2 separate regions of the Homo sapiens genome follow, and region 1 is linked to region 2. A link is a contact called in ENCODE Hi-C or POLR2A ChIA-PET data. All regions are on one chromosome and are shown on one strand. The core of a region is the stretch at or near the end of the contact, and the rest is flanking DNA. Distances in the headings are between cores, read along the strand shown. Region 1 has its middle 140 kb from the start of TILRLS. Region 2 has its middle 81 kb from the start of TILRLS.

What was found. A loop is a pair of places that touch in the nucleus more often than their neighbours do. ChIA-PET counts read pairs that join two places held with the same protein, here RNA polymerase II (POLR2A). Pooled maps may share reads with other maps.
Region 1: a map of heart left ventricle shows a loop between it and region 2 (1.9-fold over the local background). The contact joins two enhancer-like sites. A Hi-C loop is called at or near these places in 1 of 168 maps with a recorded cell type or tissue (heart left ventricle) and 1 of 50 pooled maps. POLR2A ChIA-PET finds 5 or more read pairs at or near these places in 1 of 52 experiments (activated CD4-positive, alpha-beta T cell).

The regions. Positions count from the first base shown.
Region 1 is chr5:67,401,499-67,407,801 of GRCh38, forward strand. No RefSeq gene overlaps it. Among named protein-coding and RNA genes, the nearest start is that of TILRLS, 140 kb to the left of the region's middle. Within about 2 kb of position 2,938, at least 3 of the 41 ENCODE cell types and tissues checked have a DNase peak (open chromatin) inside an H3K27ac peak, as active enhancers do.
Region 2 is chr5:67,346,197-67,352,388 of GRCh38, forward strand. No RefSeq gene overlaps it. Among named protein-coding and RNA genes, the nearest start is that of TILRLS, 81 kb to the left of the region's middle. Within about 2 kb of position 4,640, at least 3 of the 41 ENCODE cell types and tissues checked have a DNase peak (open chromatin) inside an H3K27ac peak, as active enhancers do.

The DNA of each region.
Region 1 (6,303 bases), core at 1,688-4,187, 54 kb after region 2:
GGTTATGTATTATTACTTTTTAAAACATGAAAAGTCTTGAATATATTACCATCTTCATATTTTTTTTCCTTAAAATCTAGATAAATCCTGTTCCTCTTTAAATATAATAATATCCTTCAAACAAAACACTTTGTCTAAACTAGTTTACTCCAAAAGCATATCTGGTTTTGAGTAAGAAGCTAAGGAAACATATCATTTGAAGCCACATACAAATGTTTTGTTTTTTTAAATTTTTTTGACAAAAAAGGAAAAGATAATCATCTTTGTGTTTTATAAACAATGTCACCTCATGGCTGACAGTTTTGTGACAGAGTGAACTAATGTGAGTTGACATTGAAGATTTTGATGCTGCTTTTTGGAAATCCCAACAGACTAGACTCTTTAGCACAGTGGGATTGGAACTTCAATAATCAATCAAACCATCATCATGAACCAAAATACCCTCAAAGCAGCTGCAATTTACAATTAAGGGATAATGATCTTTATAGGAAAAATTACAAGGACATAAAAGGCACCTGCTGTCAAAATTAGGTTTGCAAAAAGCAGAAGCTGTTTCACTGCTGTAACTTTAAGCAATGATTATTATTAGGGCAATTTAAAGCAAATTAGTAGGTGTTTGGAATTCAAAAAACAATATATTTACATCAAGAGCAGTATTGTGAAGACAGTTAATTTTTCCTGCTGGGAATTAAATGTGTTTTATCAAATGGCAACTGTGCCCTTTCCTGCATTGAATTCCACCAGCTGGAATGCAGATGCAAGAGAGCAACTCAGAACAGGAGCATTGAATCTAAGGTGCCCAACAAAGGCCTATTCTTTAAAAATAGAGAAATAACTGGCATTTTGTTTCAGTTTCTAGATATTAATATCTTTGACTTTTAGTCACTGACATTTTTCCTTTCCCCAGAATTTCCTGTTGCTTATGTTATTGTATTCCTAGGCATCGTTACTGACAGCCAAGTAAACAAAAAGCAATGAAATAAATGAAAGAGAAAATGATGTGGTAGCAGCATAAATATGGACTGCAGATAGGTTGTCACTTGGTGGGCATTGCCTATTCTCACAACTATCATGGTTACCTCTGAGAATTAAGGAAAATTAGAATTGTAGATGTAGAGCATCATTCCTTCAAAATAGGCACTTTCAATGTGTTCTTCACTGAGGACACATTGTTCCTAATCACTGGTTCAACTCAAGTTGGGTCTTGTGGTCGAAAACTGGAGAGGACTGTGTCTCTGTTGCTGACATAGTCAAGGGACTGGTTGAGAGAAACGTGGGAGGGGTTTGCTACTGAGTCCGTGTCCTCGGCTTACCTGGCATAAAGCCACACAAAGGATAAAATTAGCCATCACACGATGGGGATGAGGTAGAAACTCTTTTCCCTTATTAAATTAAAAAAAGAATTTCTCACATATTTCACCTGGGGAGCAACAGCACAATCAATGGCAGGTGGGGCTGAGAGGAATGGCTATTTGATTGGTGGACTTGTTCATTTGGTAACGCATTTCTAAAGAGTTGAGCAAATGCTGTAGGTAAGCTGGGCATATTTATTTTACTTGTTACATATTTTATTTATCAACTTATTATTTTTTATTACATATACAACCAGTGACTCCCTGAGAGGATTATTAACCAGTGGCCAAGTTATGTCAATCTTATTTCTGCAGGAGAGCAGTATTATAGAATGATTAAGCAATAAGACTCTAGACCCAGAGATGAGCCACTAAATGGGTGACCTCAGGTGATTTTTAATCAGTTTCTCAGATTTTGCAACTGTAAAACTGAAATGATAAAACTTACTTTATAGGAATGTCGTGAAGATTAAATAAGCTAATGACTTAGGCTCAGAACAGTGCAGGGTACATAGTAAACACCAATAGATGTTAGCTCTTATTGTGATTATTATTAGTTTTTCGATCTGCCCCTTTTTCTCCATTCTCACTGCAATGATGCTTCAGCTACTTGTTAGTTCTTGGTTAGACTTTGAAGTCATTCCTCACTGACCTCTCCATACTTGGGATCTTCTCAGCTGCATTCATCTTACATCCTACTGCCAGATTAATCTGGTAGATGGCTAAGGTTTTTACTCTCCTGCTCAAAAAGACTGAACTTAGAAAGTAAAGTCTTTAATTCCTGTGCTTGGCACTGATGACTATACTAGTTTCCACTGTCATTTACCATTGCTGCCCTCAACCCAGCCAAAATGGACTTTTTTTCTCTTCTCCATTTATGTACTGCATTCTCCCACCTCCTTGCTTGGCTTACGGTGAACCATCTGCCTGTATCACCTTCCTCTTCACACTCTTCCCTATTTGGCCAAGACTTACTTATTTTTGAAGCCCACCTCACAGGGCTCTAGCTATGGAGACTTCTTGACCCCTTCCATAGTTCCACAAGAGGTAATATACCCTTTCTCCTACCTTTCATACCAATTTATCTGTATGACTCTTATGTTTCTTTTTATTTATTTATTTATGTTTTAGTTACTTAAATACATTTATTAGTCATTAGTTTAGAGTAAATTAGTTTAGAGTCATTAGTTTAGAGTACATAAATTTACTCTAAATTTCCTTCCCATTTTTACTTTAAATTTCCTTCACATTTACACAGCACCTTATTCATAACCAGTGCTCAGTGCACACACACTGAGTGAATGAATGACTCTCCTTGGCTCTTCAGGCCCAGCAAGGGGCTTTCAGCTAATAGATGTTCTGTGTCTTAAAATGTCTTACATGATTTGAAAAAAGGAACCAAAAAATTATTATTCGTTTTCAACCAGCATTATTAATTATTCATAGTATAGCCTCTCTGACTTTTTCTAGTAAGAATTGCATTTTGAACTTAACAGAAATCACAGGCTTTGGGAGTCCACATAGACCTTAGAGGGCATGGTCCAATCCCCTATGGGAAAAACTAAGGCCTAGACGGGGAGAGTGACTAATCCAAGATACAGGTAAGTTACTGATAAAGCTGAGACTGTTAATGAGGTCTGTACTCTCGGGCTAGCATGTTTTCTTTTCTATTGTCATAAAATCTCTTTGTGGTCTAAGAGTAGTAATCAGAGAGTTTGAATAAAGTCCTTTTCAAACTCTAAAATAATTTTCAAAGGGAAACGTAATTTATCATTTATAAAGAAGTTATAATTAGTATAATGGCAAATCTTGAAGAATGAGACAATTTAGACTGCAAAATATTTGTGAAACTTAAATATAAGAAATGTTGAAAACTGGGATAGGAAGACATCTGTGTACATTGGCTCTTCCTGAATGGCAATAGCTGACTCACACTTTTCATATGTATGAATAGTCGTCTACACACTCACTGCCTTCCCTTCCCTCCATTGCAAAGTCATTGTTTGTTTTTCTCTTTCTCCAAATAGTAACCAGTTATTTTCTCAGAGAAGGATTTTCCTCATCTGTAAAATGTAGATGGTAATTTTTACCTCTTTGTATTTATGAGGATTTAAGCAATTGTGTCTGAAGCACCTGATGCAAAGCAAGTGCTGGTGATTGTTAGTCCCACTTCCTCTGTCTGCCTGGCCAAGAGATAGCAAATGCATCACATACGTGTTCTATTCCCTATTTTAAGACCAGGTTAGACAATAAGAATCTTCGTAATACTTTCAGAGCCTAAAAAGAGCCTTAGCATCCCTTTCAGCACAACACTTTAGACAGCTACCATCAATCAGATGGAGTTTACACATGAGAGAACGTATTTGTCATCTCGTCCTAGATTATAAACTCATTGAAGGGATAAGTGAGAGATGATATTTTCCTCTCATTTCTAAATATGGTTCTGCTACATCTGTCTGCTTAGTTTCCACCCCATCTCAGTCTAGCACTTTGCCTTCTGACTTTTGTTTTATTCTGGCTCTAACCATGCTCTTGATTTCTATTTCTTTTCCCATATTCTAATGTGATTCCAAGAAACCAAAATTGTCATTTACTAGGCTATAGATATATAAAGTTATACTCTGCTGAGTTGACTGTAGCAACTTTGTTAATTTGTTATTTTTCCATTTTCTCAAAAAAAATAAGCATTTCCCTCCCTTTTGTTTTTAACAAAGAAAAAAAAAAGAAAATATTTTAATCCAAAACACAATTTTGAAAGTATAAAGATCTGACTAAAAACCACAAAAACAAAAATTAAAAGCTGAATGTGATATTTTGCGGACATTTCCTTATATATCGGAAAAACATTGGTCTGAACATATTCTCTTTTTGAGTTTTGGAAATTCCTTGCGGGTAATTTCTGCTCCTTAATTGTGATTCTAAACATGTTAGTTAATATTGTTCAAAATGATGCAGAGGTGGCTAATATCCAACATTAAATAGCAGTGCTGAGATCCAAACCCTATTTTGACTGGACCCAAAGTCCCATCCTATTGACTACCGCATAGTACTGTACTGCCTCCCCAGACTAAACTGTCTCTCCGTGCTGGTTCTGCCACTTACTGTGTACCTCAGGTAAGTGTTTGAATTTTCCAATCCTGTTTTCTTATCTGTAAAACCAGGAATGTGTCATGAGGGCTTATAGGAAATATTTGTAATGAGTTCTTACTGAGCGCAAGACATGTCCAAAACACCACAGAAATCATCATTAATTTCTCCAAGTGTATTTTCAATGTAAAAAACAAGGAAAATATTTATGCAAATTTTCCACTGGGAAAATAGCATTTTATTTCCTTCTTCTGGAAGAATGCATGACCTTTGACAAAAATCTCAAACTTAAGCAAAAAATTGCTTAATAAGCTAGAGTTTGTCAGACTTAGTGAGAGATGTAATGAAAGATCATTTGCATTTGAATCCCTTTTTTCTTTCTTTTTAATAAAATAATCATCTTCAAATACTTTATAGAAAGCTAGGATTTAAAAAAAAAAAAAAAAAAACAGCCTTAGCCTGAGTAAATGGTAAAAAGGAATTCAGTGTTAAGTTTTAATTCATTTAGTATTGAATGAATATATAATTAAAAGTATACTTTTAATTTAAATGTGTCTCAGGGGAAGGATGTACATTAAACTGTTAAAATAATGTATCTTGATGGTGACAGAAATATAGTTGGAGATGAAAGTAAGAATTATTTTTTATTTTTGTCTTAATTGTTACAATAAGCATGTACTAATATTTTCAATAGTGAATATTTTAAAAAGCATTAAATTTTTAATTTTAATTATTTTTAGTTTTGGCCCTTTGTAAAATTATGATGCAGCTGAAGTTTGTACTGTGTGTGTTCTGCCTCTTTGTTCAATAAGATTTTATCACATTTTCCTCTGTCCTTACTGCAGCATGTATATTATTTTTCTATCAAAGTTTACTGCCAAAAAGGGTATGAGAAATTAATATACCCTAAATATATAAAATTTCTCACAATAAACCTTTCTGCCTCTCTAAAGGATATTTGCTATTCAACAAAGGTTAAAGTGATAAGGTCAGACATAAAGAGCCTCTTGCTTGAATTTCTATTATCCATCGGCAAGAGGGGCACAAGTGTTTGAACGTGAGGAAGACTTTCTGGCTCCTTAATGTCATATAATCCAGATGTTGGAAGTGTCCTATTTTGCTATATGCATAAATATGGACCTGGTTACTGGACCATATGGTAGGATTATTGAATGACTGATGGTGGTGGTTTTGCCCCAGTATATGTAGACCATGTACACCATTATGAAAACTTTTTTTTTTTTTTGGAGACAATCTTGCTCTATCACCTAGGCTGGAGTGCAGTGGCATGATCTCAGCTCACTGCAGCCATGACCTCCTAGGCTCAGGTGATCCTCCCACTTCAGCCTCCCAAGCAGCTGGGACTACAGGTGTGCACCATCATGCCTGGCTTATTTATTTATTTATTTATTTATTTTGTAGAGACAGGGTTTCACCATATTGCCCAGGCAAAATCCTGGAGTCAAGTGATCCTCCTGCCTCGGCCTCCCAAAGTTCTGGGATTACCAGCATGAGCCACTGTGCTTCCTGTAGCCTCCCCTCCCCTCCCCTCCCCTCTTCTCTTCTCTTCTTCTTTTTTTTTTTTTTTTAAGTGAAACTAGGAGCCATTGCAAGGGTTTGAGCAGATGAGAAATAAACTAACTGCTTTAACTTTTAAAATGATTACTCTGTTGGGTTGAGACTAGGCTGCAGAGACTAAGGATTGGAAATAGATCACTAAGAGGCTGTTGCGGTGATGTAGTTGAGAACTTGCATTGAGTGAAGGCAGTGGTGGTAATAAGGATTGCTCAGATTCTGGATATATTTAAAGGTAGAGCCAACTGGTATTTGACACCAATTCTTGACAAAGTCCTGGTGAAAAGTT
Region 2 (6,192 bases), core at 3,390-5,889:
TGAATGTAAATGGATTAAACTTTTAATCAAAAGACATACTGGCTTAATGAATAAAAAAACAAGATTCAACTATATGTTCCCAATAAGAGACCCATTTTAGCTTTAAGGACGCCCATAGGCTGAAAGCGAATAAATGGAAGAAGATATTCTTTGCAACTGGCAAACAAAAGAGAGAAGGAGTGGTTAAACTTTTATCAGATAAAATAGAATTCAAGCAAAAAATCATTACAAAAGAAAAAGGTCATTATTTAATGATAAATGAGTCAACTGATCAAGAGAAACAACAATTGTAAACTTTCTTGTACCCAGTATCTGAGCACCTAAATATATAAATTGAACATTACCAAATATGAAGGAAGAAATAGATAGCAATGCAATAATAATAGGGGACACCAATAACCCCACTTTCAACAATGGATAGACCAACCAGATGGAAAATTAATGAAGAAATATTGGATTTGAACTGCACTTTATACCAAATGACCTAGCAGACATATATAAAACTTTCAATCCAAGAGCAGTAGAATATACATTATTCTCTTGTGCACATGAAACACTCTCCAGGATAGACCATTTATTAGACCACAAAACAAGTCTCAGCAAATTCAAGAGGACTGAAATCATATCTAGTAATGCTTCTGACTACAACAATATGAAACTAGAAATCAATAACAGGAAGAATCTTGGAACATTAAAAAAATAAGTGGAACTTAAACCATATGCTCGTGAACAACCAATGAGTCAAAGAAGAAATCAAAAAGGAAATAAAGAGTATCTTGAGACAAACGACAATGAAAACAGAACATATCAAAACCTATGAGATGCAGCAAAAGTAGTTTGAAGAGGGAAGTTTATAGCAACAAATGCCTACATTAAAAAAGAAGAAAGATTCCTAAATAAATAGCCTAAGATTACACCTCAAGGAAAGAGAAAAATAGCATACTAAATTCAAAGTTAGCAGAAGGAAGGAAATAATAAAGATCAGAACAGAAATAAATAAAATAGAGGATAGAAATACCATAGAAAGAATGAATAAAATCAAGAATTGGTTCTTGATAAAATAAACAAAATTAACAAAACAAAACCCCTAGCTAGGCTAATAGACTAAGAAAAAAGAGAATAGTCTCAAATAAAATCAGAAATGAAAGTGGAGATATTACAACACATGCCTCAGAAATGAAAAGGATCCTAAGGGACTATTCTGAACAATGACATGCCAACAAATTGGATAACCCTGAAGAAATGGATAAATTCCTAGAAAAATATTACCTACCAAGATTGAATCAGGAAGAAATAGAAAGCTTAAACAGACCAATAGCAAATGAAGATACTGAAGATGTAATTAAAAACCTTCCAACAAAGAATAGCATAAGACCAGATGGCTTTGCGGCTGAATTCTACCAAACATTCAGAGAAAAATTACCAATACTTCTTAAATTTTTCTGAAAAAATAGAGCTAAAAGGAATACTTCCAAATACATTTTATGAAGTCAGCATCACCTTGGTACCTAAGCCAAACTAAGAAAGACACTGTGAGAAAATAAAACTGCAGATGAATTTTTCTGATGAACATTGATGTAGAAATCTTCGGTAGAATATTAGCAAACTGAATTCAATAGCACATCAAAACAATTATGCATAATGACCAACTGGGATTTATCACTGGCAATTAAAGCTGGCTTAACATATGCAAATAAATCAATGTGATACATCACATTAACAGAATGAAAGATAAAAACCACATGATCATCTCAATTGGCATGAAAAAAGCATTTGCCTTTCTTTATGGTTTAGGCATAGAAGGAAAGTTCCTCAACATAATAAAGGCCATTAAAAAAAACCCACAGTTAAAATTTCAATGAACAGGGAACAACTGAAAGCTTTTCCACTAAGATCTGGCACAAAGCAGGAATGCCCACTCTTGCCACTTCTATTCAATATGGTACTGGAAGTACAAAAGCAATCAGACAATAAAAATCAATAAAAGTATCCAAATCAGAAAGGAAGAAGTGAAATTATTTGCAGATGACATAATCCTCTATGTAGAAAACCTTGAAGATAACACAGAAAAATTATTAAAACTAATAAGTGAAATCAGTGAACTTGCAGGATACAAAATCAACATACAAATATTGGTAGCTTTTCTATATACAAATAGTGACCTAGCTGAAAAAGAAATCAAGAAAATAATCCAATTTAAAATAGCATAAAAAATACTTAGGAAAATTTTAATCACATAGGTGAATAATTTGTGCACTGAAAACTCTAAAACATTGCTGAAAAAATTGAGAGTCACAAATAAATGGAAAGATATCTGTGTTCATGTATTGAAAGAATTAATATTGTTAAAATATCCCTACTATCCAAAGTAATATACAAATTTACCACAACCCTTATCAAAATTCCAATGGCAATCTTCACAGAAATAGAAAAGAAATCTTAAAATGTACATGCAATCACAAAAAACCTTGAGTAGCCAAAGTAATACGGATAAAAAAGTTGGAGGCATCACACTTCCTTCCTGATTTAAAATTATATTATAAAAGTACAGTAATCAGAAGAGTATGGCATGGGCATATAAACATAACATAGATCAAGAGAATATAATAGTTCAGAAATAAATCCAAACATACACAGTCAACTCATTTTGGACAAGGGCACCAAAAGGACACAGTGGGGAAAGAATTTTCTTTTCAATAAATGGTGCTGGGAAAACTGGATTTTCCTACATGTAAAAGAATGAAATTGGATCCTTATCTTACAACATGCACAAAAAGCAACTCAAAATGGGTAAAGAACCTATATGTAATACTTGAAACTATAAAACTCCTAGATGAGAACATAGGGGAAATGCTCTATGACATTGACCTTAGCCATGAGTTTTTTTGATATTATACCAAACTCTCAAGCTACAAAAGCAAAAACAAATGGATGTAACTACCTGAAACTAAAAAACTTCTATACAACAAAGGAAACAATCAACAAAATGAAAAGGCAACCTATGGACTAGGATAATATACTTGCAAGCCACATATCTGATAAGGGATTAATATCTAAAATGTATAAAGAACCCTTACAACTCAATAGCAGAACTTTTTTAAATGAGCAAAGGATCTGAATAAACATTTCTCCAAAGAAGACATAAAAATGGCCAACAGGTATATGAAAAGGTGCTTATCATCATTAATTGACAACACATAGGTCCTTTATCCATGTGCACATTGCACTAACGTGCAAGGTGAAGACTATAGTTACTAAAACTGTACTGTATTAGGAATTTTTGTTAAGTAAATTTTAGCTGCTCTTGTCATGAAAAAGTAACAATGTGAGATGTCAGATAAGTTAATTTGTGTCACTATAGTAACTATTATCTGTATGTATCCCACAACATCATGTTATAAACCTCAAATATACTCAAAAAAATTTACTTAAGAAAGAAGTTGTGAATTTAATTCTTCTCTCCATCCAGTTCCTCTTTTTCTTTTATTTATTTTTTATTTTTCTCTTTCCTTTCTTCAGGGCTGCATGCTCCTTCTCTTTCCTTCTGCCCAGCCCCTTACACACACTAGACCAAGAGAACTGATTTAATTGCTTTGGGCTGGGACCCAGGCATTCTCATTGCTAACTCCCCCCTAGATGATTATGAAATGCATGTCTATTTGAGATATACTGATTTATCATCTTAAAAAAATACTTTATTTTTGAAACAGGCTTATTTCAACACCTAGATTTGCTATATGCAATTAAATTCATAATATTGATTCTTGTTGATGATAACCAACATCTCACATGTAACAAAGCTGATCCTATTCCACACCGCTGCAGAATGTAGCATCCTTGTCACCTGGACTCCTAGGTGAAAGCCTCCCAGCTGGACTCCTTCCCCACAGCCCCTCCTCACACCATGGCCAGTTCTCTAGGTTCTGGAGAACCTGTGGCGCTGGTATCACTGGGAGCTTGAGACGCAGAATTCTAGGCCTTGTCCCAGATCTAGTGAACTCAAATCTGCATTTTAACAAGGGCCCTACCTTCACATTTCTGGGGCAATATTTTAAAACACAGTTCTTTCCAGTGACTCTCTGGGTACCCCCTGTGTTGTGCTCCTTATTTTGTGTGTCTGGAGTCCAGCTCAGGGCTCCCGTGTCTGCTGAGGACAATGGAGGGAGGGACCTGCTTTCCTTCCCAACACTTTGCCCGAATCATTCTGCGGTTTTCAGTCTGCCAGATGGTGGCATGACTTCCTTCATCGTATGAAACTGTGCACCGGTGGGTGGAAATTTTTCCCTGAAGAAGTGAAATTCTGACTAAATTAATTTGCTTTTGGGTCTGCACTGATTTCTGAACATCAGGATAGGTAGCAGGGGTCAGCATGGTCCTGAAATTCTCATTTAGGTTGCCTCGATGGGTATCGCGGCTTGTGTTCCCCATGGAGCACCTTGCATTCTGGGTGTCAGCCTTCTGCTCACAGATGGCCTCTTCAGCACAGCGCTCCGGCCGTGACGGGCCTCTGTTGCTCCTTTCTAGAATATCTTCTTGACAGCCCAGGTTTCATAAATGTCCTCATCGATGAATGGAAGTATCTGTATTCAAAAATGAACATGCCAAAGGCAGCTCGGACTATTTTTCCCCCTGCAGCTTCCTGTCATTTGTGGTGTTCTCTTCATAAACCGCAGGGCTCGGCAGTAACGAGCGGCTGTTTACAGAGCCCTGGCTGTAATTAAGTCAAATTGGGTCTGCTCTCTGAGTATGGTGAGGAAATATACTGACATCCATTATGTACAAGCTGGATGGGGGAAAAACACAATTCTTGTCGGTTTTGATACATGTTCAAGCTGGAGGACATGTGAAGGAAGAAAAACTTTTGTGGATCAAAATAATGTGTTATGTTAGAAGCAGAGCTGCCAAGGAGCTCCTGGCATTGAGGTCAGGAAGAGAAGGGAGGAAAGGCCAGCTATCTAATACTTTCCGTGTGAATGTCCCAGAAATATCTCATCCTAAAAGTTGATATTGCCCTGGATTCTACCCTGATCACTCTTTATCACATAACTCTGTTTTTCTTTTTCATAGAATTGATCACAATCTGAAGTAATCATATTGATTTATTTGGTTACTTACTTATTGTTTGTCTTCTCCTCTAGAAAATTGAAGCTACATGAGAATAGAGACCTTACGTTTCGTGCTGTTGCTATACTTAATGCTTGGTATGGTGACTAGAAAATACTAGGAGCTGTATTAGTTTTCTGTGGCTGCCATAACAAATTACTAAAAACTAGGTGGCCGGAAACAACAGAGATTTGCTCTCTTGCAGTTCAGGAGGCCAGAAGTCCAAAATCAAGGTGCTGGCAGGGTTGGTTCCTTCTGGAGACTCCGAGGCACAATCTGTTCCAGGCCTCCCTTCTAGTCTCTGGTGGTTGCTGCCAATCCATGGGGTTAAATCCTTGGCCTGTAGCTGTATCACTCCAATCTCTGCCTCCACCATCATGTGGCTTATTCCCTGTATGTATCTCTGTGTGTCATCTCCTTTTCTTATAATGACATCAGTCATTGGATTTAGAATCTACCCTACTCCAGTATGACTTCATCTTAACTTAATAATTACATTTGTAAAGACCCTCTATCCAATCAGGTCATATTCTGAGGTTTGAGGTAAACACTATTCAATGCACTATAGATGCTCAACAAACATTTGTTGAATAAATGAGCCATATGAAGTTTCCTGTGAGCTTCGGGGTTTAAGCTCAAGGGCAAATGGAGGACAAAAAAAGGAAGAGGCTACTTTTGGTTCTAAATAATCTAGAGGGCAGCTCAACCTTGTTTGCTGAGTGCAAAAATCCCATTGTTCTCAGAAATACTCTAGTAGGAAGACATTGGGGAGCAGACATTGTTCTTTAACTATGGGAAGGTCGGTGGATTTCTAAGCAGAAGCAGCTATAATGTTAGCAAGGCTCTTGGACTAATCTACTCATGTATAACTGGGGGCTCTGACACTGGACCCAGAGCTGGGGTTCCCCTCAAGCTGTGTGAGCTTGGGGCACCAGCAAACAAAGATGTCAAAAAAAATGACAGCATTTTGAGAAAGTATTTGAATTAAAAATTTGTTTGAGAAAACACCAAAATCATCATCATGATAAAAACGATAATTTAGTTGGATTACTTTATACTTATTCTTTAAAACTGTTTTAATTTTGAATC